Linked DNA regions of Mus musculus: region 2 is linked to region 1. A link is a loop called in an ENCODE intact Hi-C map of the cell type or tissue named here. Cell type or tissue: left cerebral cortex. All regions are shown on one strand. Each heading gives the region's core, and the rest is flanking DNA. Links, peaks and the distances in the headings are about the cores only. Region 1 holds the start of Cfap157 (cilia and flagella associated protein 157). Region 2 holds the start of LOC115489633 (a small nucleolar RNA gene).

The links. Hi-C counts contacts between places; a loop is a spot of excess contacts. Peaks named below come from ENCODE experiments on the same cell type or tissue, not always from the same donor. Only the 100,000 strongest peaks of a DNase experiment are listed, where the experiment ranks them.
Region 2: a loop joins it to region 1, with 5 times the contacts of the local background. A loop is called at or near these places in 38 of 42 quality-filtered maps.

Annotation. Positions count from the first base shown.
Region 1 is chr2:32,777,759-32,788,478 of GRCm38, reverse strand. It overlaps Cfap157 (cilia and flagella associated protein 157), which reads left to right and starts at 4,074. Exons shown (of 9, transcript NM_025619.1): 1 at 4,074-4,258; 2 at 6,854-7,125; 3 at 7,684-7,837; 4 at 8,503-8,770; 5 at 9,059-9,189; 6 at 9,382-9,532; 7 at 10,196-10,362; 8 at 10,462-10,651. The coding sequence starts at 4,092. It overlaps Stxbp1 (syntaxin binding protein 1), which reads left to right. Exons shown (of 19, transcript NM_009295.2): 19 at 1-872. It also overlaps a transcript of Ptrh1 not described here. In left cerebral cortex, for the core only: no CTCF peak of the experiment used is centred there; DNase peaks (open chromatin) are centred at 1,748, 1,986 and 4,012.
Region 2 is chr2:32,851,958-32,867,488 of GRCm38, reverse strand. It overlaps LOC115489633 (a small nucleolar RNA gene), which reads right to left and starts at 2,443; the gene lies at 2,322-2,443. In left cerebral cortex, for the core only: CTCF peaks have their summits at 12,886, 13,085 (motif pointing right) and 15,144; DNase peaks (open chromatin) are centred at 11,159, 13,090 and 15,100; H3K4me3 peaks cover 453 bases; H3K27ac peaks cover 1,174 bases.

The DNA of each region.
Region 1 (10,720 bases), core at 1,168-6,167:
GTGAAACAAAGACAGTGGAAGTCACAAAAATGTCCCCAGCCCAGTCCCCGCCCCTCCCTCCCGCAGATTTGTACGTATTACTGTGTCTCGTGCTGTCTTCGCAAACGTGGTGTACGCCTGCCGCAGGTGTCCTGTGCCCTTCTCCCTCCCTGACTCTAGAGTCTCTCTTCTCCTTAGTTCTCAGGCCTCTCCCCTGCTCCTCTCCAGTGAACCTTTTCCCTTAGGACTGAACCACACTAGCACCGGTTGATTTCTTCTGTAGCGCTTCTCCCATCCCTTCCTCCGGTCAAGCAATGCTCATGCTTCAGGATCTTGTTTGTCGAACATGTGGGGTTTCCTTTATGTTATTTATATAAATAATTTCTCAAATGGATATTTAAAAAAAAGCTAGTCTGTCTTGAAACTTGTTAACTTGAAACTCTTGAATCTCAGTGTTTAAAGTATGGAAGCACAACCGTGTACCGCTCTGTACCGTCCTGTACTGCAGCATTTGAGTCTAATAAAGACGTCAGCTCTCACTCATGGTGCCTGGGCCCACTGCAGAGCTGGTTTGACTTTGAGGACTATAGAGGAGGCCAGCCACCCCACAGCTGGGGCTTGGAGGCTTCTGGATCCAGGGGGTTGTGGCTTGCATTGCATCTGTACCTATCTCCCATCTGGGGTACAAAGCTTGGCTCTAGCCTCAGGCAGAAAAAAGATGCTGCCTCGGCGATGGGCATCCATCTTTAGTCCCAGGACTTGGGAGGCAGAGGCAGGGGGATCTCTCGAGTTCAACCAGTCAGGCCTACATAATTAGTTACAGGCCTAGCCAAGGCAACATAGGGAGACACTGTCTCAAATGAATGAATAAATAAAAATAAATAAGGACCTGCCTTGACATGAAGAGCTTCTTTTCAACCGTCTAGAATGCCTCTGCCACAGGCGGGTCTCTGTCAAGGCCAGCCTGGTGTACAGATTGAGTTATAGGACAGCCAGAGAAACCCTGTCTTGTAAAACATAAAAAACCTAGTTAGTGCTGGAGAGATGGCTCAGCAGTTAGGAGCGCTTCTGAGGACTGGAGTTTGATGCCCACAGGATAAGAAGTCACAACGGCCTATAACTCCAGTTCCAAGAATCTGACTCCCTCTTCTGGCGTCCTTGGGAACTACATGTAGATATACACAACATTTTGTTTGTTTGTTTTTTGGGGGGTTTTGTTTGTTTGTTTGTTTTTGTTTTTTCAAGACAGGGTTTCTCTGTATAGCCCTGGCTGTCCTGGAGCTCACTTTGTAGACTAGGCTGGCCTCGAACTCAGAAATCCGCCTGCCTCTGCCTCCCGAGTGCTGGGATTAAAGGCGTGTGCCACCACGCCCAGCTACATTTTTTTTTAAGTCAACTAAACCTCTGTAAAGCCTCAGCTCTCTTGTCACAGTAACAGAAAATGACACTTTCACTGCAGGAAGGAATGTATCAACTCGAGGTTACTTTGTAGATTTTGCACCTGTCCCCAAAATTTTTGCCCAGGGGAGTGTGTTGGGGAGCAGAGGAAAGTAACATATACACACCTTTCTTAGGTCCTAAAGACAAACCAAAGTTTGATTCCACCAAAGGTTCCCCTGGAGAACCAATGAGAGTTTACTGGGCTCGGAGCTTGAGTGAGGGCGACAACTGGGAGCCTGGGGAAGCCCAAAGCTGTGTCGCTGGAGATTTGATGTCTACAGAGATGGTGTTCCCTCCTTCTTCTTCCCCAACCTACATATACCAGCCCCCTCCCCCAAACCCTGAAGCCACATGCAGTTAGGGCAGAACTGCATACAGCTGGTTGGGAGGGGCAGCTGGATGCACAGGTGGGCCCAGGGACTGCCCCCATCCCTTCCTAAAAGGGAAGGTCAACAGTGAACAAGCTCAGCTGAAGTGAGCTTCGCAATCCCAGTTGAACACATGTGGATGGTTGCAAATGTGGCTTGTAGAACATCCCACTCAGCTCCTCCAAGATTCCCTTTCTAAGCAGACTATGGTGAAGACAGCCATGGAGCAATCACGCCAGGCCTCTCATAGATAGGTGTTAGGTGGGTCCCCTGCCACTACAGATGAGGAAGCTGGGGCTCGGAGGGATGCAGGCTTTGGTCAAGCTCACTCCTGGGAGACTTCAGATAACTGGGCCAATGTCAGGTCATCAGAATGCCTGGAATGGGATCCAACACAGGGACTTGAATTCTATTTTTAAAAAATATTTATTTTATGTATATGAGTACACTATGGCTGTCCTCAGAATCACTAGAAGAAGGCATCAGATTCCACTGCAGATGGTTGTGAACCTCCATGTGGTTGCTGGGAATCGATTTCACAACCTCTGGAAGAGCAGCTATGCTCTTAACCTCTAAGCCATCTCTCCAGCTGCGGACTTGAATTCTAAACTGAGTAAGAAAGCAGCATAAATACCACTTATTCCTTCTCCCTCGCACTGTGGGAGTGGACCTCTAGCCTCTTTCTGCTGTTTAGGCTTTTGTTCACTTGTTCCTTGTTCTGTTTTATTATCACTGTACTTGTGTGTGTGCAGTGATGTGCATGCAGAGGTCAGAGAACAACTTTTCTTCTTCCACTGTTCTGGGCATTACAGGCAGTTTTACCCAGTGAGCCATATTGCTGGCCCATGTTTTCTTATTTTGAGACAGACTCGAGCTAAGTTGCTCAAACTGACCTTGAACTTGTGTTGTGCCCCCACCCCCCACCCCACTCAAAGAAGCTGAGACTACAGGTATTCATGGCCATGCTGGGCTATCCTCGTCTTTTCTGACATCTATTGGCCCAGGCTTTCTTTATTCCTCTCCACCGTAATTCCACCAAACAGCAAAGAACCATACTGTCCTCTGTACCATACTGTCCTCTGTACCATACTGTCCTCTGTACCATACTGTCCTCTGTACCATACTGTCCTCTGGAAGCCTTAGCTCTTAGTGTCCCAGAGCTCAGAGGAAACCTGGGGCCGCTCCTCCAAAAGCTGTAGCACACCTTCAGTGTGGAAGATACTGCAGCAGGCCAAAGCACAGTCAAAGCAGAAACTGCTAGCCCAGTAGCCCTGGATCCCAAACCATAAGCTGTGGCTCCCATGGAGTCGGAATTACAGGGGCTGAGAGAATCTGGCAGACCCGAGCGGCATCCCCTCTAGGGCTTTGCATATGATAGATATTCCCTTCTGTGACATCCTCAAAGTGACACCAAGTGTCCAGTCATCACTGAGTATAGTGATGGTCCGTCCCCAAGAAAGCCTGGGGACCAAAGAGCAGACACCATCATGAACCAAAAAAAGCCCAGTGTGCCTGGTATGATGGCTCAGTGCTGAGAGGCTGGAGACGCGAGGAGCCAGCTAGAGCAGCTGCCAGCAGGATGCCCACTGGCTCCCATCCCATACCTGTATGCTGACCCCTGACTCCAGGGGACAAGATCAAAGCTTCAGAAGAACTTCATCTACTTGGGATGGCACTGGACAGATTGATCCCTGCCACTAAGCTTTAAAGATCTCCCAAGCTGGGCCTGGTGGCGCACACCTTTAATCCCAGCACTTGGGAGGCAAAGACAGGCGAATTTCTGAGTTCAAGACCAGCCTGGTCTACAGAGTAAGTTCCAGGACAGCTAGGGTTAAACTGAGAAACCCTGTCTCGAAAAACAAATACACACACACACACACACACACACACACACACACACACACAAGTAAAGATCTCCCGAGACCCCAGCATGGGAGCCTCCAATACAAAATGTGTGGCTGTGCCACCAAAGAATTGGCAGGTTGGTCTAGGCAGAGGCACACACTAGCCTGGGGGCTCAGCAATTGTTTCTGATTATCCCAAAGTCCCAAAGGCTAAGGTCCTTTATGATTCTAATTTATTTCCATTTGAGGGAAGGAAAGGTCTTCCTGGAACCCAAACTTGTACTCAAGAGCCTGGTATCCTGCTCTGAAAAAGCTAGGCCTAGGCCGGACACAGGATCCTGTCAGGAAGAGGACAGTAGCCCTTTAAAACCCAGCCTCACTGTTGCTATGTATGGAAACAACTTCCTTAGCAACTACCTGGCTTCTTAAAGGGGACTTTAAAAAGTGGTTGCCATCAGCCATGGCTCCAAAAAAGAAGCCAAACAAAGGAGGCAAGGAGATGCAGGGCAAGAAGATAGGGGGCAAGAAGGATGCCAGTGGGACCAAGACTCCAGAGTTGGCCATGGTGGAGGAGCTGAAGGAATTCTACCACAAACAGATCCAAGACCTGGAGGACAGGCTGGCCCGGTGGGTGGCCAGCAGGGAAGCTAGTGCTACCAGGCCAAATGCACACAGGTTCAGATAAGGGCCTTAGACCTGGGCTCTGGCCAGGCCCTATCCTTCCCTGCTTCATTTACCTCAAGTAACCAGGTAACCCTGCGAGTGCTGAGAGGGTAAGGGGATTCCCAGAGCTCGGGGAGCACACTGCTAAATCCCAAGTAACACCCCACCCCCACTCTGGTCCACCCCCACAGGACGGCACTGTAAACATTAGAAAAGTGTAGTTTAATTGGTGGAAGAAATTGAAAATGGTTTTCCCTGGTGACCCAGGAGGACACCTCATTCCCTAGTCCCTTATGCCAAGACCCTGGTCTTGTTTCTCCAGGCTGGGTCTGTTTCCCTAAGTATTTGTTTTGTTTTAGAGACAGGATATTACTCTTTAGCCCAGGATAGCCTCAAACTCATGTTGATCTACCTGCCTCAGCCTCCCAAGTGCTGAAATTATAAGTGTGGACCATTATAGGTTCCCAAATGGGAACTAAGGAAGGGGATTTTCCTACTCGTGCCACTCCCTCTTGGGGCTAGGTTCCTTTGTGACAGATAGCAGGGAGGGGTCCTTCTTAGCATTTAGAGATACTATTTGCTTATTGTTTTCCCTACTTTAATACTAGCTTTAGGGCTGGGGAGAAGGCTCAGTGGCACTTGCCCCTCATCACCAGGACTCCCAAGGTAGAGGAATAGAACCAATTCCTGCAGGCTGTCCTCTGACCTCTGCTGCGCACACATACGCATGTACACACATAATCAATAAATCAGACACAACAAAAATGTCTGTAAGAATATAGTTTCTGCCAGGCGTGGTGGTGCATGCCTTTAATCCCAGCACTCAGGAGGCAGAGGCAGGTGGATTTCTGAGTTCGGGGCCAGCCTAGTCTACAAAGTGAGTTCTAGGACAGCCAGGACTATACAGAGAAACCTTGTCTTGAACATCCCCTCCCCCAAAAGAATATATCATCTAACCTGGGCATGGTGGCACATGCCTACAGTCTCAGAAGGTTTGTTCTAAGTTCCAGAAGGAAAGGAACTTCGCCTGGACTATAGGGTAAGACCTCAAAAGAACAAGCCTCAAAAAAACAAGCAACACAAAGGTAACTTGCTGACAGGAAGCACCTGCCCCAGTCCCAAAGTGTAACACTTAAATAGGAAAGTAAGTGGGCAGGGAAATGGCCCAGTGACACCTGCCAGTCAAACGTGAGGACTAGAATTTGGATCCCCAACACTCATACAAATAAGTGTAGTGCCCACCTGCAGTCTCAGTGCATGGGATGTGGAAATAAAAGGTCCCCCTGGAGCAGTGTTTCTCAACCTGTGGGCCTTGACACCCCCAGACTACCAGAAAGTGCAGATACTCACAGTCTGTAGCAGTAGCAGGATTAGAGCTATGAAGTGGCAATGAAAGCAATGTTATGGTTGGGGATCACCATGGCAGGAGAAACTACGTATTAAAGAATACAGTGTTAGGAAGGTTAACAATCACTGCTCTAGAGCAGGCTAACTAGCTAGACTGGTGAACTCGGGAGCTCTGGGTTTAATTATATATGGGTTCAATGTATAAAGAAGAGAACCTCTATCTCCTTATCTATAAAATGGGTATAAGACAACAAGGCAGTGGAAGCTCATATGGTTGATGCTGAGAAAAATCACAGCTGGCGCTGAGCAGTTGTGTACCCAGGCAGGGCCGTGCGTCTCTGCTTAACACCATCCCACAAGAAAGGCACACACGGGGAACTGGGGAAATCACCCCAGGAAGAAGAGGCAGCAGGATGACAGTCCTGACCTTTGACACCTCTTATGGCAGACTGCCTCCTCTCCACACAAAGGCACCCATACCCTGAAACACCTTGTACGCACTACTCATTCAAAAGGTTTATCAAGAAATCCTTACAAATAAAGCAATTCTCCAAATGCTTCAGTAATCTTGTTTGAAACCAGTAAATAAGGCCCTCTTAAAATTTACAAACGATGCCTGGAGAAATGGCTCAGCAGTTAAGAGCACTGACTGCTCTTCTAGAGGTCCTTTTTTTTGTTGTTTTTTTGTTTGTTTGTTTTGTTTTTCGAGAAGGAGGTTTCTCTGTGTAGCCCTGGCTGTCCTGGAACTCACTCTGTGGACCAGGCTGGCCTCGAACTCAGAGATCTGCCTACCTCTGCTTCCTGATTGCTGGGATCAAAGGCGTGTACCACCACGCCCAGCTTCTTCTAGAGGCCCTGAGTTCATGGTGGCTCACGACCATCTGTAATGGAATCCAGTGCCCTCTTCTGGTGTGTCTGCAGACAGCTACAGTGTGCTCACATACTCAGGTGTCCTTCACCCTGACCTTGATGGGGGTGGGGCTCTCTGCCGCTCACCAGCTACCCAGCCTAGCCAAACTGTTACACCTTAGATTTACTTACACACACACCTTTAAAACAGAAAGACAGTCTGAATGCTGAGCACAGGCCTCCAGGCGTGAAGCACAATGGGGGGTGCAGACTATGGGAAACTTCAGGTGGCCCCTTATGGAAGAAGGGTCTGGGAGAGCAGGCCCTGGCTTGACCCTGCGTCTCTGCCCTGACCCACCCCAGGTATCAGCGGAAATGGGATGAACTGGCTGTGCGGGAGAAGCTGTTCCATCAGGAGTTCGAGCAGCTGGCCAACAACAAGAAGGAGATTGTGGCCTTCCTCAAGCGCACGCTGAACCAGAAGGTGGATGAGATCACAGACCTTAATGACCAGCTGCAGAGCCTGGAGGTGGCCAAGGATATGGAGAAGGACGCGTTCGAGGCCCAACTGGCCCAGGTGCGCCATGAATTCCAGGAAATCAAGGACCAGCTCACCACAGAGAACATCGCCCTCGGTGAGGGGGCCAGGGGACCTATGGGCACACACTAAAGGCAGCAAGGCCCAAATCCACAGCTGTCACTGGCTGCGGCGGGGCCTCACCTGGGAACTAGGGATACCACAGCTCCCTTGGGTAATAAGAGCTGTATGCCACTTCAAACACTATCTGCCTTAATTGTCCTTGCATTCCCAAGGCCAGAGATGCTCTCCCTCCCGCAGCTCATAGATGAGGAAATGCTTCAAAACAATGGAGGATTTTATCTATGCCACCCATCTGAAAGGGGAGGTTGCGACTTGTCTGCCCAGGGTCAGCTGCTGCTGTCTCGGTCACTCTTATGTGGGGAGGTTTCAAAGGGGACTTTCTGAGGAGGATCTGAGCAAGGTTTGCTGAGCTTAGAGTATGTGGTAAGGCAGAAATGCAGTGGCTGTGCGGGGCCAGCCATGGCACGTGCAGACCAGTCCTGTTGGGGAAGGTGGCGAGGTAAGACAAGAAGAAAGTTTACGACCTCAGAGGGGTGTGGGTCAAGGCTCTCAGCAGCCGCTCCTCACCAGCCTTGTGGCCCCTGATGGGCAGGGATCAAGCTGAGTTCCCTGGAAGAATTCCGGCTGCAGAAAGAGGAGCTCACGGAGAAGTACTTGGCACTGGAGGAGCAGCTCCATAGGCAGGAGGGCGAGTACAAGGAATACGTGTACAACCTGGAGAAGAAGTCTGTGCTGGACAAGGACAGGTGGGCAGGCCGGGGCCACACGGCTCTCCTCAGCTTTCTAGAAGGGAGCCATGGACTCCACAGCCTCTGTCCCCCAGAACCCTGACTGGGATGTATGGGGGTGGGGATGAAAGTGCCCAAGCTGGCACTGGACACTCCCTGCCTTCTTGTCACTTCTTGTTATGGTGTTTATTTAATAGGTAAGAATGTTTCAATGGGCCAGGCAGTGGTGGTGCACACCTTTAATCCCAGCACTTGGGTGGCAGAGGCAGGTGGATTTCTGAGTTCGAGGCCAGCCTGGTCTACAGAGTGAGTTCCAGGACAGCTGGAGCTACACAGAGAAACCCTGTCTGGAAAAAAAACAAAACAAAACAAACAAAAAGAATAAGTTTTTGCCGGGCGGTGGTGGCACATGCCTTTAATCCTAGCTCTTAGGAGGCAGAGGCAGGCAGATTTCTGGGTTCAAGGCCAGTCTGGTCTACAGAGTGAGTTCTAGGACAGCCAAGGCTATACAGAAAAACCCTGTCTTGAAAAAAAAAAACCTAGAATGTTTCAATGGTTCAAATTTCAAAGGTCCAGAGATTCTTTGGGGAAGAGTCTGGGTACCCTGGGACTACCGCCCCAAAATAAGGGATACCAAGACTTATACCCATCTACTTGACTCCCAACCCCACCCTCCTGGCAAGGCTGAGGAAAGAGATTATCCAGCGTGTGAACCTGGTGGCCACAGAGTTCCGAAAGATGGCCACCAACCAGATGTGGGAGACGACCAGGCGGGCCATCCTAGAGAACAACAGCGTGACTCTGCAGCTAAACAAGGTGTCCAAGCATGGTGTGCAGCTGCTGCAGGAGAATGAGCAGCTCAAGGGCACCCAGAACAAGCTGTGCCAACAGCTGGAGATGCTGGAGAACACCCAAGAGATCATGGCCAGAAAGAACATAGGGCATAAGAAGGTAGGACCACCATGCCATGCCCTCCTCGTGTGACCTATGCCAGAACCAAGTCATGAGTGGGAAGAGTTTACAGTGAGGTCCCAGGCTTTCCTCATTGGGGTGCTGGCCCTAGCTCTGGAGTCTATTTGCCCCATAACTAAGTGGAGCCCACCTCCTGCCTAGCTGTTGTCCAGAGGTGGTGTTGGCCTGCCTGTATGTGGGAGCAAGCCCTATGTCATATCTTCAAAAGTGAGCTAGGGGTGGGCTAGGGTCCCACGATGGGTCTGTGACACCTGCCCACCCCTGCAGATTATCCTCATGCTGACCGAGAAGTGCCGCCAACAGAGAAAGGGCACAGAGGAGACGGAGCAACTGCGCCTCCTGCTGTCCCAACTGGAGCAGAACTTCCAGAATGTGCAGAGGGACAACCAGACCCTGAGGCGAGCCGGAGCTGGGTGGAAGTCAGCCTGGGGATGCCTTTGCCTAGAGCCTCAGGGTTTGGACTGTCAGACAAGTTGAAGCCTGGATTTAGAAAGGCTTCACAGAAAAGGCGGGGCACAGGGAAGAGGTGGTGCCTGCCTGCCCCAAGCACAAAGATGGGGCAAGCTGCATGCTGTTTTGTCCCGGAGCAGGAGTGAGAAAGACCAGCTGGAAGCGCAACTGAAGGAGAAGCAGGCAGAGGCAAATCGGCTACAGGAGGAGCTGACCAAGGAACAGAAAATTCGGGCAAACCTTAAAACAGTCCTGATCCAGGCGACCTCCATGCTACAGGACATTGTGCACGTAAGCAAACAGTGTGGGAGATACCAAGAGGCTGCCAGGGCAAATCGTAGAGGGCCTCTTTCTGGAGAGGCTGATGGCCAGACTCCTTTTCTCATTCTCGATCTAAATGAGTTGGGTCTAATCATAGCAGGGACTAAGGAGGGGGAAGCAGGAGGATTCCAAATTCAAGACCTGACTGGAGCTATAGAATGAGAAGGCCATAGTGGGCATCTCAAGTGTCTTATAAAATATAGAGGTGTGGCAGTGAACACCTTTAATCCCTGGGAGGCAGTGGCAGACAAAGGAAGAACAGAAGATTCCATTCAAAGCTCATAAGAAGCCGGGCGTGGTGGCGCACGCCTTTAATCCCAGCACTGGGGAGGCAGAGGCAGGTGGATTTCTGAGTTCGAGGCTGGCCTGGTCTACAGAGTGAGTTCCAGGACAGCCAGGGCTATACAGAGAAACCCTGTCTCTAAAAACAAACAAACAAAAAAAAAAAAAACAAAACAAAAAAAAAAAACCTCCAAAGAGAGGGCTTCAAGCCTCAGTCTTCCCAGCCTGATAACTTGTGTTCCACCACAAACCAGGTGCACTGAGAAAGCAGGCCCTGGAGCGTCTCATGTGGAGGTGGGTGGGTATCTGGGCCCCTGTGGTGATTTAACCCACCTCACATCATACCAACAGATGCAAACAGAGGCGGAGGACGGCGACTTTGATGTGGTGTTCCAACTGCAGCGCAAGGAGCTGCTGCAGCAACTGCTGGTATTGCTCAGCTCAGGGGTGGTTTTGAAAACACAGCCGGACATGGGTTCCCACCAGGACAAGCAGCCCCAGGGCCTATCCAAAGAAAGGTGAGCAGATAGCCCTGTGGGGGCCTCAGCAGACCCTGGCTCTCCAATATTTTTCCTCTTGTGGGGATGGAGGGGATGACCCTGGATCCCTCTCCACAGCCAACGCATCACCCAGACATCCAAGGAAGGGGCTGTTTCTCTGCTGCAGCAGCTCTCGACCATCACAACCTATAAGCCAGGGGATCTTGGGCTGGTGCCTCGACGTCCGGTCCGCATCCCACTCAAACCCCAGGATCTCAGGCCCCTCTCCTATATCACCCGAATGGGGATCTGCCAGAACACGAATGAGGTAGGGGTGCCAGGAACCCTAGGCACAGCAAGCTGACAGCTGTCCCTGGTTCTGCCAGGCTATAGTTGG
Region 2 (15,531 bases), core at 10,197-15,196, 70 kb before region 1:
TGAGCTCCCGGGGCAGGCAGGGTTCCTCTACCATTTTGATTTCTGTCTCTGGGCCTTCTTCTGAGAACAGGAATAATCTTGAACTCCAAAACAAAAACAAAAACAAAAACAAAAAAACATTTCCTGAGCACCAGGCTGCCCCACAGGGACTGACACTGGATGGACAACATCTTTTGAGAGTTATAGATAGAAAGCAAAGAGGAGGTGGAAGGGAGGTGGAAAGGACTGATGGGGATCCAGGACTAGGAACTGTCAGGAGTGGCCCACCCGGGCTGGTGATATGGCTCAGCGGTTAAGAGCACCGACTGCTCTTCCAAAGGTCCTGAGTTCAAATCCCAGCAACCACATGGTGGCTCACAACCATCCGTAACAAAAATCTGATGCCCTCTTCTGGAGTGTCTGAAGACAGCTACAGTGTACACACATATAATAAATAAATAAATCTTAAAAAAAAAAAAAAAAGGAGTGGCCCACCCTTCTCCCACAAGATGCCTCCGTGAGAACTGGGAAAGTCAGTGCCAAGAATCTGGTCCAGTCTGGTCCCAGGGCCCCAGCTAGCTGGCTTAGCAAGTGTCGCAGGCTGGATTCAGCCCCGTGGCCACCCCACCAGTCATACTTGCACAGGGAGGCTTGGGTGAGGAGGCCGGGGTAACACCTTCTTCTGGGAGACATTGAGAAATGGGTTCTCAGAGCTGTTTAGGTTGTTGTTGTGTTATTGTTGTGTGTATTGGAAAGCGTGCTACTTGCATTATTGTGTCTGAAGTAACAGATGCTATGCATCTTAGTAAGAGACCTAGTCCCATAGCAACTGTCGTGGCTATGGCACGGATCAGCCTCCAAGTACCAAGGGTCAGGCTTTGGGATTTCTTCTTTTTTAAGAGTTCTTTTATGTATATGAGTGGTTTTTCTGCACATATGTATGTGCACCATATGGGTGGCTGGTAGCCCCAAAAGTCAGAAGACGATGTCACATTCCCTGGGACTGGAGTTCCAGATGGTTGTAAGCTGTTATGTGGGTGCTGGGAACCGAACCTGTGTCCTCCACAAGAGCAGCCAGTGCTCTAAAGTGCTGAGCCATCTCTCTGGCCCTCAGGTGTATCGTTAATTTCATCGTCCCCATTTTACAGGTGAAGAAACTGATGCTAAGAGAAGGGATGTGGGTCACAAGGTGAGAAGTCAGAAAGCCAGTTATCCCAACCAGGCTCTTGGATCCCAGCTGATGAGACAAAAGTTGACCCACTTAATGGACATGGAAGCTGGCTTGACACTGTAGGCAGGCAGAAGATCTGCTCCCAGATGATCTCTGGTGAAACCTCCAGTGTTTCTGTCCATCATCCTTCCCTCCCTAATGCCACACCAGGGGGCTGCTTACCTTCCTCCTGCCTAAATTGCCTCTGACCTTTTAAAGCAGCAAATCCCATGGGTCCCAGTCTGGTGTTTCCCTGGACTTTCTAAGAGTCCCAGAGACTAGATTTGGTCCCTCTCTGGCACACAGGAGACTACCAACTGTATTTGAGTAACTGGTCACCCTAGACTTGATTTCTGTAAATGGATCTAGAAGTCCAGCTGAACTACTTGTCTGAGAAGCCTGGGCCAGGCACTGCCAGCAACTGGGGAACTGCTCCTAAGAGTGTCCCGAGTAGTGTGGTCATTTCAGGTGGATGCAGGTAGGTGCTGGGCTGGGCTGGAACCCAGGAACTCCCCCAGACTAAATGAGTACTCCACCGTTGAGATCCAGTTCCACCAGATGCTAACTGTGACAGTCTGAGGGCAGGGGGATACCTCTGACTAGGAGGCAAGGTGGCATTGTGGGAGGAGGTGGTGCAAGCCAGGCCATCAGGGAGAGAGAAGAGAAGCTGTGTCGCAGGTGTGTCAGCTAAGCTGCCAAGGCCTGATTTGTGGAAATCCTCCCTTAGGCTTCTCCCAGTGGGAAAAGAGGATCCCTCAGGGCTCGGGCAGGGCCAGAAGGCCGATCTGGGGGACAAGGTCAGACGGGCAGGATTTGTTTGTTCCCTTTCTCTTTCCTTTGTTTGCTTTTACAAATAGGCCCAGCTTTCAGTAGGAGGTGACAGGGATTTTGTTTTTGAGTCAGGGGCTCATGAAGCTCAGGCTGGCTTCAAATTTACCAGGTAACCAAGTGATATTGGATTCCTAATCCTCCTGCGCCCCCCCCCCAATGGTGGGAGTATGCAGTGCTAGGGGTGAAAGCCAGGACTTTGAGCATGTTAGGCAAATACTCTACCAACTGAGCCACAACACCCAGCCCTTCTCAGTGAGCCTTTTTGTTTGTTGGTTGGTTGGTTTTGTTTCTTTTTGTCACTGCCTGTTGCTAGCATTTAAAAGGGCCCACGGAGATGGGCAGATGGGCAAGGGGCACCAGTTATGTGCCAGCAACTACCTTGGTGCCACAGCTTAACCCCTCAGTGAGTCTCAAAAGTATGACCTGGGAGCTGGAGAGATGGCTCAGCATTTGGCTGCTTTTCCAAAGTTCCTGAGTTCAATTCCCAAACCACATCTCTCACAACAATCTATAAGGTGATCTAGTGCCCTCTTCTGGCCTGCAGATGTATATGCAGCAGAGCACTCATTAAGAAAAATAAAGGATGATTTGGTCTGGATACAGTGGCACATATTTTGGGAAGCGGAGGCACAAGGATCACTGTAAGATGGAGGCTAGCTTGGGGGAACATAGTGAGTTCCAGGCTAGCCTGGGCTAATGATACCTGTCTGTGTGTGTATGTGGTACACACATATGCATGAGTACACGTGTGTGTGTGCATCCTGTTGTCTCTTCAGCTTATATAAAACACTTCTGGAAACCAGAAAACCAGGAAGTTCTCACTCACAGGCTACATTACATCGCAAATAATCACTTTTTTTTTAAGAACAAGGTATCTGGGCAGGAGAGGTGGCTCAGTGGCTAAGAGTATTGCCAGTTATTCCAGAGGGCTTGGGTTCAATTTCCAGCACCTACACGGCCGTTCATCACTGCCCATAACTCTAGTTCTAGGCGATCCAATGCCCTCTTCTGGCTTCTGTGAGTACCAGGTACACACATGGTATACAGACACACATGCAGGCAAAACACTCATATACATAAAATAAATAATTAAAATAAAAATACACATAAAATAAAAAAAGAATTAAAAAAAAAAGAACAAGGTCTCCCTGGCTGTTCTGGAACTCACTACGTAGAACAGGACAGCTTTGAACTCACCTGCCTCAGCCTCCGGAGTGCTGAGTTTAAAGGTATGTGCCACCCTGCCCAGAGATAACTACTACTTTGACTTTTATTATAACAAAACAATTTCGTTTGTACTAGAAGTTCATATAAATGGAATCAAACAATAATCTATCATCATCATCTTCCCCATCATTTTTGAGTCAGGGTCTCTCTGTGCATGCAGCCCTGTCTGGCCTGGAACTCCCTATGTATATCAGACTGACTTCAAACTCATAGAAATCCGTTCCTCCTCTGCCTCCTGAACCCTGGGATCAAAGGCCTGTGCCACCACACCTGGCCTCTTTTGCACACACTGTTCCTGAGCGGAATCCATTGTTGCCTGCTGGTAGGCCATTCTTTTTTTTTTTTTTTTCTTTTTTTTTTTTGGTTTTTCGAGACAGGGTTTCTCTGTGTAGCCCTGGCTGTCCTGGAACTCACTTTGTAGACCAGGCTGGCCTCGAACTCAGAAATCCGCCTGCCTCTGCCTCCCAAGTGCTGGGATTAAAGGCGTGTGCCACCACGCCCTGCAGCCATTCATTTTTATTGCTGTAGTATTCCCCTGTGTGGATGCACTACAGAGTGTCTAGATCTAGTCTCCTGTGGATGGACATTTAGGTTTGGGGCTATGAACAAATAATGTGTGACTGTATGTCTGGAAGTCTTATGATCAGTACACATTTTCATTTGTCTTGCGCAAATAGCCAAGAATGGAATTTCTGGTTCATAGAGGAAGTATTTGTATTGCTAAAAATCAGCAAACATTTTTTTCCCAAGATGCCTGCCGTGCTTTACGCCCACATGAGGGATGACCAGCACTCCAGTTGCTCCATATTCCTGCTGGCATTTGTCATCATCAGCCTTTGTCTGATGGTAAGCAATGGCATTGATGCTGGCTTTGTTCTCCCCCACACCTTTCTTCCAAGGTCTCATGCATCCCAGGTTAGTACCAAAGTCCCTATATAGGGGAGGATGACCTTAAATTCCTGATCCCCCTGCCTCCATCTTCAGAGTGCTAGGATTACAGGTGTGTAGTAACACACGTGCGCACACATATATTTTTGAGGTATTAGTGATTGAACCCATGCCCTCATTCATAATAGTCAAGTGCCACACCACTGAGCTACACCCCAAGCCTTTTTCAATCATGTATTAATGAGTGTTGAATCCATGCTACAAAGGAGCTGAAGAATCAGCCACCACACTAGCCTGGGAATGAAGCATCTCTTAGAAAGAGGGAAAGCAGAAAAACAGCAAGGATGTACCCACAGAGATGCTCAGGGTGCCCAGGGGAGAGACAGAGAGAGGGAAGAGAAAGACCCTACCTAGTTTGGAGTCTCAGCCATTCCCCAAGGCAGGCTGGGTAGCATGGAGGCTAGTAAGGGGGAGGAAGATGAAGTGTGGGCTGACCACAGAAAGACCTGGGGACAATGGTCAGAAGCCTGGTAAGCAGAAAGGAAACTCAGGAAACAGGGCCCTGGGCCAGTGAGATGGCTCACTGGGTAAAGACACCTGCTGCTAAGCCTGACTAGCTGATTTGGTTCCCCAGAACTTGGTGGAGGGACAGAAGCAACTCCTGAACTCTGTATCCTGCTCTCTCCTCCCGCCCCCACACACACACTCAGCACGCCACTCAGCCCCATAGGCAGACACACACTAAATAAATAAATAAATAAATAAATAAATAAGTAAGTAAGTAAATAAATAAAATGTAATTAAAATAAATAAAAGGCGGCTGTAGAGACGGCTCAGCTATCGAGCTTACGTACTGTTCTTGAATAGGACCTACATGTATTCCATACCAGCACCCACACTGAATAGCTGACAACCACCTGCAACTTCAGTTCCAAGGGATCAGACTCGCTCTTCTGACTTCTATAGGCTCCTGCCCACACATGTATGTACAAACTCAAGCTGGCTCACACACATATGCATGTAAAATAAATAAATCTTTAAAAAGTTAAAGAAAGAATGAGTGAAAGAAAATAGAAGGAAAAGAAAGGAAAGGAAAGGAAAGGAAAGGAAAGGAAAGGAAAGGAAAGGAAAGGAAAGGAAAGGAAAGGAAAGAAAAGAAAGCAAGGGGTGGTGGTGGCGGGGCAATGGTGGCGATGTTGGCTTTTAATCTCCAGCACTTGAGAGGTGGAAACAAGTGGGTCTCTGTGAGTGAGGGGTTAGCCAGTCTACAGAGTGGGTTCTGGGACAGCCATGGATACAGTGAAACCATGTCTCAAAAAAAAGAAAAACAAATCAGAAGAGGAGGGGAAGGACGGAAGGGAGGGAAGGAGGAAAAGAATAGAGCCCTGGGGGGCTGGACAGATGGCTCAGTGGTTAAGAGGTCCTGAGTTCAATTCCCAGCAACCACATGGTGGCTCACAACCATCTGTAATGGTATCTGATGCCCTCTTCTGGTGTGTCTGAAGGTTGCAACAATATACTCATACATTAAATGAATAAAAAGATCTTAAAAAAAAAAAAGAAAAGAGCCCTGATTTTCAGATTCTAGGGAGCCCAGGGTTTTATTTAGGATTTAATTTCTGATCCTTCCCCTCTTATGATTCTTCTGCAAAGAACATATTGGTCTTGGAGGCTGAGGTCATGGGGCATCGGGCTTCAGCAATGTACATGGGGACATCTGCTGTCTGACTTTTGCTCAGGCTGCCTCATAGACCAGGAAGGTGTCCATTGCCCCCGGTGGTAGCTGGGACATAACCACAGATGGGATGCAACTCTAGAGTCAAAGGGGACCTAGAGATTCAGTTTCTATGGAGGACACCACCCATGCTGGGCCACGAGATGTGAGCAGGCACAGGCACGCACACATGCACGCACAGAGAACTGTTGGACAACGTGTTCACCCTCAGGTTCCTTTCCTCCCCCAAAGAAACAACTCCTGTGTGTCCCACTGCTGCCATCAACCCGGGGCTCCCCAACTGGACATCCCCACCCTTGTGGAACCTCCTGGCACCTTGTCCATCTGTTCCATGCTTCTGTCTACACAAAAGCAATGGCAATTTTTTGTTGTTGTTTTTCGAGGCAGGGTTTGTCTGTCTAGCCTTGACTGTCCTGGAACTCATTCTGTAAACTAGGCTGGCCTCGACTTTACAGAGATCCACCTGCTTCTACCTCCTGAGTGCTGGGATCAAAGGCCTGCGCCAGTGCTGCTGGGCCGCATGGCAATCTTTGAGACAGTAATGATTTTAGTGATTGTTCTATAGTGTGTTAGGTGAGGGTTGGTCTGGTGCTGTGTATACAAATGCTAAATTCTGAACCCCAAGCCAGCGGAGAGTTGTGCACCGGCCTTTGTTATGTAAACCTTGCTCCCCAATTTAAAACTATTGGATAATAAAAAGCTAGAGCCCTCGATTGGACAGTAGAGAGAGAGAAGAGAGAGAGGAGGAAGCCCTGCCAGGAAAGGAGATGGGCCATGAGCACATGGCCGGAGAAGTCCTCCAGGAGGACAGACTGACGGAGCGGAAATAACCCAGGGGAGACTCAAACAGCAAGTAACACGGAGCATATGTCTTGGATGTAGGTGGGAACAGGACAGAATCTGCCCCGATATAGGCTTGTGGCTTGTAAAATAACTCCAACAAGTGGTCCTCTGGCACTGACACTGATGCGATGCACGGGCATGACCCCACAAGTAAGTACTGCAGAGCTGGGCGTGGTGGCGAACTCCTTTAGTCCCAGCACTCTGAAAGCAGAGACAGGAGATGTCTGTGAGTTTGAGACCAGCCCACTGAACAGAGCAAATTCTAGGACAGCCAGGGTTACACAGAGAAAACCTGTCTTGAAAAAAACCAAAAAATTAATGTGTATGTGTATGGGTGTGTTATCTAAAAGTCTATCTGTGCAGCACTTGTCTGGCACCCAGGGAGACAGAAGAGGGTACTGGATTCCCTGCAACTGCAGTAAAAGGTCATGAAAAGGGATTTGAACCAAAACATGTGGCACCAGATAGTCACCTGTCTTCATTACTGAGATTTTGACACTCCCTCAAATTTTGTACCCTAAATGTTAGGCACCTCCCTTCCGTCCCTGTCCTTCAGGTTTTCTTAGTCTCTGTTTGTTCGTTTATCATTGGGACGGGTTCCCGTGTAGCCCAGGCTGGCCTCAGACTCAGTTTGTACTTGAGCTTCACTGAACTCCTGATCCCCTTGCCTGGGATTACAGGATGAGCCGTCTTACCGGACTCTCCCTTTACAATCCTAAAGCCTTGACTCTTCACTGCTGGCTGTCACTTGTCAGATGGCCTTACCTCTGTCATGCAGCCATCAGCAAAAATCCCTCTCCTTTTCTTTCCTGCTCTCTCGGGCCAGGCTGCTTGGCTAACAGATCCGGGTGACACCCTTAGGCTGCTGTCCAGCCGTGTAGTTACAAGAGCTGTTTGTGTCTTAGCAAGAATCTCCCTGTATATCCCAGCCTCCTGTCTCAGCCTCCTGAGTGCTGGGTCCTGGGTATCTAGGCCACCTCAGGCTGCTGACTAAGGGAAGGGACACGTGGGAAGGAAGGACCTGGAAGGCCCCTGTCCCAGTTCCTATCCATACAATACCCAAAGCCAAACAAGACTGAAGTCACTGTTGCTAAAATTCCTGTCCTGGGGGAGACCTAACAATGGCTCTCTCCCCTCACGGTCTCATTGACAAGCCAAGGAGTGAAGCTGCCAACATTCTCCCCGAGGCACCAATGAATGCGTTTATTGGGCTCCTTACAGAGCATATTTGAGGGGTTACACACACATTTGAGGGGACCCTCCACCCATAGCCACATAGACGAAGTGCCCTCCCCTAGCTCTTCCCCACCTATGCACCTTAGCCTCTCCGGGAGGCCACGTGCAGTTAGGGTAGAACTGCACACTGGCTGGGTAGAACTGGCTGGGAATGGGCTGAACAAGGGTCCCAGCTGGGCGACGCTCGTGAGGAAACACCTGGAGATGGTGGGTGGATGTTTGCCTTGGATGGGCACTAGATCCAGGTGCCAGTGGACACCCTGTGACAAATGCAGCACCTTCACTTTCCTTTGTGGAAGGAAGAAACCAGTGTAGAGAGTCAGGGCTGCTCTGCTCACTGCTCCCCCTGCTGGTCACCTCAGAGTGATGGCGCCATCTGAGGTCTGCCCCTCAGAGCTCATTCTTATACACCCACCTTGTTCATCAAATATGTGTGTGCCTCAGGTGTGCTGGGGCCTGCTCTAGGTGCTGGGGATACAGCAGCAAAGAGCTAAAGGGCTCAGTGCGGTGGTGCTCAGCTTTAATCCTAGCACTCAGGTGGCAGAGGCCGACGAATCTCTTAATCTGGCCAGTTTAATCTGGACTACACAGAATATTCCAGGCTAGCCGAGGTGACACAGTGAGAGCCTGTCTCCAAAAAATAAAATAAAGTAAAAAATAAAAAAGAGGGGCTGGAGAGATGGCTCAGTGGTTAAGAGCACTGGCTGTTCTTCCAGAGGTCCTGAGTTCAAATCCCAGCAACCACATAGTGACTCACAGCCATCTGTAATGGGATCCGATGCCCTCTTCTAGTCTGCAGGTATATATGCAGATAGAGCACTCTTATACATAAAACAAATAAAATTTTTTAAAAAATCAAAAAGATTCGAGGCCAGCCTAGTATACAAAGTGAGTTCCAGGACAGCCAGGGCTATACAAAAACCAAAAAAAAAAAAGGAGGACAGAAAGGGAAGAGGGAAGTGCTAGGGAACAGAGGACATGAAGGAAGGAGGGGAGGGAAGAGAAGGATGGGTATATATATATATATATATATATGGATATGGATATGGATATATATATATATATATACATATAGTTATATAGTTATATACAGAATATATATTTTATAAATATATAATTATATATAGTTATAGATGATATATGGTATTTAATTGATATATGTGACATGTAATGTATGGCATGATATATAATATATACAATATATAATTTTATAGCATAATTATATAATCATATATTATATACTACATATCACACATTACATACCGCATATTACACATTACATGATATATATTTCACATTATATGTGTGTGTGTATATGTGTGTGTGTATATATATGTATATATATTATATTATATATATATATAAATTCTCTTGTGTCCCAGTGACATGATGAAGTTATGTCATCATGAAGAAGGACTGCAGGCAAAAACCGAAGAAAATAGAGACTGGCAGCTTTGAGGCCAACCTGGTCTACAAAGTGAGTTCCAGGACAGCCAGGGCTATACAGAGAAGCTCTGTCTCAGAGAGAGAGAAAGAGAGAGAGAGAGAGAGAGAGAGAGAGAGAGAGTTCTGTTGCCACAGTTAAGTTGGCCTCCAGAGGACTGACGAAACTGAAGGACCAGAAGCTCGACCATCTAAGACATCCCCGCCCTACAATAAGTGGGTGGATTTATGTAACAACAGCAAGAGCAGGCTCAGTCACGGAGCTCCCAATTGGCCTACATGAAGCCCTCAGTCTCCTGATGTTCCTCCTGCCCACCAGCAGGTGGCGGGGGCAGCCTGCATCTGGACGATGGTTTCCAGGCTCTGCTTTCCAGAGAGATAAAAAAGGAAGCCGCTCTGGCTCCAGGGGCTTCTAGCTTCTTCCCCTCTGTGTAAAGAGTTGGGAAATCTCAGGACTAGAGAGATGGCTAAGCAGTTGGGAGCACTTGCTGCTCTTCCAGAGGACCCAGGTTCAATTCCCAACACCCACATGGCAGCTCATAACTGTTTGTAACTCCAGTTCCAGGGGGATCTGACACCCTCACACAGATATACATGCAGGCAAAAAACACCAATGCACATAAAATAATTTAAGAAAATATTAGGGAAAAAAAGAGTGGACATGTAGCCAAGGCTATCCTTGAACTCTTAATCTTTCTGGGATCCAGCACCAAAGAGTTTTGGCTGGGACTATTGCTCATTGATAATGTGTGTGCTTAGCACAACACACACAGGTAACAATAAAATAAATCTTAAATATTTAGAACCAGGCTCATTTCTAAAGTGCCAGCCCTGGCGAGATTGAGGCAAGAAAAATTATAAGTTTGAGCCCAACTTGGATTAATTCAATTCTGAGTATAGATTTAAATATCCCCCCCCCCTTTTTTTTTTCGAGACAGGGTTTCTCTGTGTAGCCCTGGCTGTCCTGGAACTCACTTTGTAGCCCAGGCTGGCCTTGAACTCAGAAATCCACCTACCTCTGCCTCCCCAGTGCTGGGATTAAAGGCGTGCGCCACCACGCCTGGCTTTGATTTTTTTTTTTTTTTTTTTATTACTTGTGGAATGAAAAGCAAAGCAAAAAATATGCAGCAGGAAATCAATCTCGCTGTGGTCTAATCACACTGTTCTAGGGCTCTCGGTGCTGCGCTGAGAGGGAGGAACCTAAGGGTCAATGACGGGGATGGGTACAGTGACATCAGAGAGGCTAATCGTACGTCCAGAGAAGTCAGACAAGAGAGATGGCTCTGCAGTTAGGGGTACTTCTAGTTCTTGCAGAGGACCTGGGTTGATTCCCAGCGACCACATGGTGGCTCACAACTGTCCATAACTCTAGTTCTAGGATGTACATGATACACAGACATACATGGGCATACCGTTAATCCTCAGGAGGCAGAGGCAGACGCAGGCAGATCTCTGTGAGATCTGCATAAGAGTTCCAAGCCAGCCAGGGCTACACACAGAAACCCTGTCTCCAAAACAAAACAAAAACAAAAGCAATAAGGCCAAGACTGACTGAGGAAGACGGACATCCATCAACGGCCTCCACATGCATATGTACTCGAACATGCGCACGCGCACACACACACACCAAAATAAATAGAGCAAGAGAAGAAAGGCATGGGAGAGAAAGGGGCCTGGCCTGGGATTCAGCATGTGGCAGTCGTCCTCCCCCTCCTCTGTGAGGGCTCAGCACAGGGAGCTGAGGTCGTAGGAGTATCCTGAGGCTCTCAGTGAATCCTAGCAATGTACTGAAACAGCTCTTGGGCGGCTCTGCAGCTGCTACTGAAGGTGCATCAAGCCCCAGGGTGGGATGTAGCTAACAGATGTCTTCAGATCACTGGGAATCCACTCTGTTCAATAACTGCTATTTTTGTTCTGGGAACCAAACATCTGCTCTAACGGCTCCTCTGGGGACCTAGGGCGAGGCTGTGATGTGTTCAAGGGGGAATTATGTCACAGCCTAGAAAAGAGGGAAGGAGTCTTGGGGATTAAGAGGACATCAGAGGAGGAGGGTCCCTGTGAAGAGGAGGATGAAGATCCACATGGGGCAGCAAGCTCCTTGTAATGGACAACCAGACTGGAACCTATAGCCAGCCCCCTCCCATGCTCTCCCTGTAGGAGGCACTTAAGATACCTCTTAAGGAAGGGTGAGGCAGAAGGGTCCTAGGTGGGGAGGAGGGGTCCTATATGGGGAGGAGGGGTCCTAGGTGGGAAGGAGGGTAGTAGGTGGGGAGGAGGAGGGTAGTAGGTGGGAAGGAGGAGGGTAGTAGGTGGGGAGAAAGGGTACTAGACCTGTGTGAGTACCATAGGACTCCTCCCCGAGTCTATCTGCTCCTGATTTGGACAGAGATACCAAACAGGACATAGATTCCAGGGCCCAGGTCTGTGCAATCCTTTCGAGAAGGAGGAAAGAACTGGGCAGCCACAGTCAAAAGACACTGGCTCACAGAGAGGTAAGGGCCCCCAGAGCTCTTACTGTCAGTGGGCAGGAAACACTAGGCTGAGCCACACCCCCAGCTGGGCCTGACTCTGGGGTGACTATCAAGAGAGAGGGTGGCTAATGTCAAGCATGCGTGAGTGTGGCAACAGAAGTGGGTACATAGACAAAGGGTGGGGGAAGGGAGGGAGGGAGCACGGGGAGGGAGGGAGCATGTAGGGGTTAGAAAGACAGCCTGTGTTTAATGTTGATGCGAAAGACCTTTCTTGGTGCACTGAGAGCTTTTCAGGACACAGCGCTAAGGGTGGGGTGTGGGAAGGGGGCATGGGATGAGGATGCCTGTGATGCCGGCAGGAGCTGAGGGAGGCTTAGTTGTGTTAAGAAATGATATTACTAGGGGCTGGAGAGATGGCTCAGTGGTTAAGAGCACTGACTGCTCTTCTGAAAGTCCTGAGTTCAAATCCCAGCAGCTCACAACCATCTGTAATGAGATCTGTTGCCTTCTTCTGGTGTGTCAGAAGACAGCTACAATGTATTTAGATATAATAATAAATAAATATTTTTTTAAAAAAAGAAAAGAAAGAAATAGTATTACTCTACAGCGATGCTTTCTGGATCTAATGGGGACATTTCTGTATGACAGAATCCCTCCTAGGGAGATTCAACATACACACACACACACACACACACACACACACACATCTATTCACCTCAGACAGGGAACTCAAGACAAAACCAAAGTAGAGACACCACTAAAGTCCAATTTGAAGTCAGGTGTGATGGCACACACCTTTAATCCCAGAGACAGGTAGATAGATCTCTGAGTTCAAGGCTAGTGTGGTGTATACAGTGAGTTCTAGGACAGCTAGGGCTACAGGGGAAAAACAAAAACAAAACAAAACAAAACAAAACAAAACAAACAAGCAAACAAAAAACCACCTTGACCATTACATTCTCCATTCCTTGCACTGTTTTAGGAACATTTTCTTAAAAAAAGAAAAAAAGCCGGGCGTGGTGGCACATGCCTTTAATCCCAGCACTCGGGAGGCAAAGGCAGGTGGATTTCTGAGTTTGAGGCCTGGCCCCACTGTCTCTGTTTATGTCCAACGCCAGGCTGAGCAGAGGGACCACTCTTTTGGCTCTTACCTGCTAGGCTAAGATCCTGAGGCTTGGTGTCAGACAGCACAGCTCACCCTTGTGCAAAGCTGTGCCCACCAGGGGGCGCGATGCGAGTGTGTATGAGGGTGTGCACACATAGCCTCTCTTCCTGTGAGTGATTCTGTTTCTTTGGGAGGAAGCCGTCCATTTCCCTGAGTTTTAAAGCAGGTAGCTGGGAGTCTGCCTTAGCCTTTCACACCTGTGCTCACTTTAAGGAAACGTTTCTTCCCGTGTGTTTGCCCCAGCACAACACCATCCAACCTTGACTTTTCAAAGAACCCTTAAGTTCCCACTTCAGGGATCTGATGCCTCTAGCCTCTGCGGGCACCTGCATCCACATGCACATAGCCATACTCAGACAGATACCCACATACAGATAATTAAACGCTTTTTAAACAACATCTCATTGCAAAGACTGGATGTAGTGGCCCACAATGACAGTCTGGGTACTTGGGAGGTGAGGGCAGAAGCTCCAGAGTTCAGGTTCATCTCTACTGCATAGAAAGTTCAAGATCACCCTGCCTACCTGCACTCTACCATCTATTACAACATTTAAACATCCAGAAGTGGGGGCTGGTGAGATGGCTCAGCGGTTAGGAGCGCCGACTGCTCTTCCAAAGGTCCTGAGTTCAAATCCCAGCAACCACATGGTGGCTCACAACCATCTGTAATGAGATCTGATGCCCTCTTCTGGAGTGTCTGAAGACAGCTACAGTGTATATAATAAAAATAAATAAATAAATATTTTAAAAAAACCATCCAGAGGTGGTGTATAGCTTTTTCTGCAATCTTTATGGAGATATGTCCTGGATCCTAGTGTGGACTCTTCCCCTAGGCAAAGCCTACACTGAGGCTGCTCACATGCATTCTGTGTTTCACATCTGCCTATCTTCTGCAGTCCTTTGATCTTGAGACTAATATACAGGCGCACACACACACACACACACACACACAGCCTGTCAGCTTGAGGGCAAAGTCCTAGACTTAGGTGGTACAGGTCCAGCTCTTCTCTTTAGATCTCTGTGTGTGGATGGGGAGATGACAAGGCAGACACATCACTTTTTGAGAAACCCTGTCTCAGGAGGCAGAGGCAGAGGCAGAGGCAGGAGGATCTCTGAGTTCAAGACCAGCCTGGTCTATAGAGAAAGTTCCATGACAGCCAAGGCTACACAGAGAAACCCTATCTTTAAAAAAAAAAAAAAAAAAAAAAAAGAGAGAGAGAGCCACAACATTATTTACTTTATGTGCATGTGTCTGAGTACACTCATATGTACTACATACATGCAGGAGTCAGAGGAGGCTGGAAGAGTCATCAGATTCCTTAGAACTGGAGTTAGAGGGTCGTGGGCTGGGCTGTGGGTGCTGAGAATCAAACCCGGGCCTCTGAAAGAGTAGCCCGTGCCCTTGACTGCTGGGCCACGTCTCCAGCCCTCTCCTGTAGACTTCTTTAGATTGCTCCTGTGCCGGAGAGACAGCTCAGTGGGTAAAGGCATTTCCAACCACACCAGCCAACCTGTTTGATATCTTGTTCTCACGTGGTAGAAATGTAAACCGACTCACACAAGCATGCAATCCTCTGAACTCTACAAGTCCACACACACACACACACACACACACACGAATAAACTTTTTTTTTTCCTTTTTTAAGAAAATGTTCCTAAAACAGTGCAAGAAATGGGGAATGTATGGCCCAGCAGTCAGAGGGGGAGGGTGGAATGGGCACAGAAGAACACAGCTGGCGAAGCAGTTTTGAAGCAGAGTGAGGCAGATGCATGCCCCAGACGGCGGCCGGTGAAGTGGCCCAATCTCTGCTCTCAGGGATTGATCTGCATATATCACAGCACCCAGTTGCTACCAGTTGCTACTCTCTAATTCACCCCATTCGTATTTCTTGCTAAGGTGTTTTCTTATTCTCGGATCCTCCAGGCAGCTCTCTTGTAAACTGTCCTCAGCTCGGATCTCTTCTCTTACCACCCTGTTTACCTGGCCAGCTCTCCCCACCACGTGACCCGAGCGTAACTCCAAGGATTCTTCCCACGCCTGCAGCAGGTCTGCAGCGAGCTCTGCAGAGGCTGCGGGCCACGCATGCGTAACTGTAAGCGCACCTGCGCCTCTGCTGGCCAGGGAGGCTAGACTTCTCTAAGCATCCTGCGGCATCATCCCGGTCTGGTCGCGCTCGGGGCTGAGGTGGAGTGATGGGCAATGAACCTGATTGGGCTCAAATTCCCGAGGTGATCTGATTCCTGTCGCTGATACGTGCATAACAAGCTGCCCACATAGCCAAACCTCTCCTTCTGCCATAGACTGCTTCCTGGGCTCTGCAGCCTCCACTGGGCATCAGGAGATGAGGGCTGGAGTGGAGTATCTGGTCTGCATTTACAGCCTTATGACTTTGGCCTGGTAGCTTAACCTTGGCAGGCCCTGAGAAAATAATATCACCAACTTAATGGAGTAGGAGTAAGAGCCCAATGAATGCTGAGTATTTTGTGATGTCTCAAACTTTCA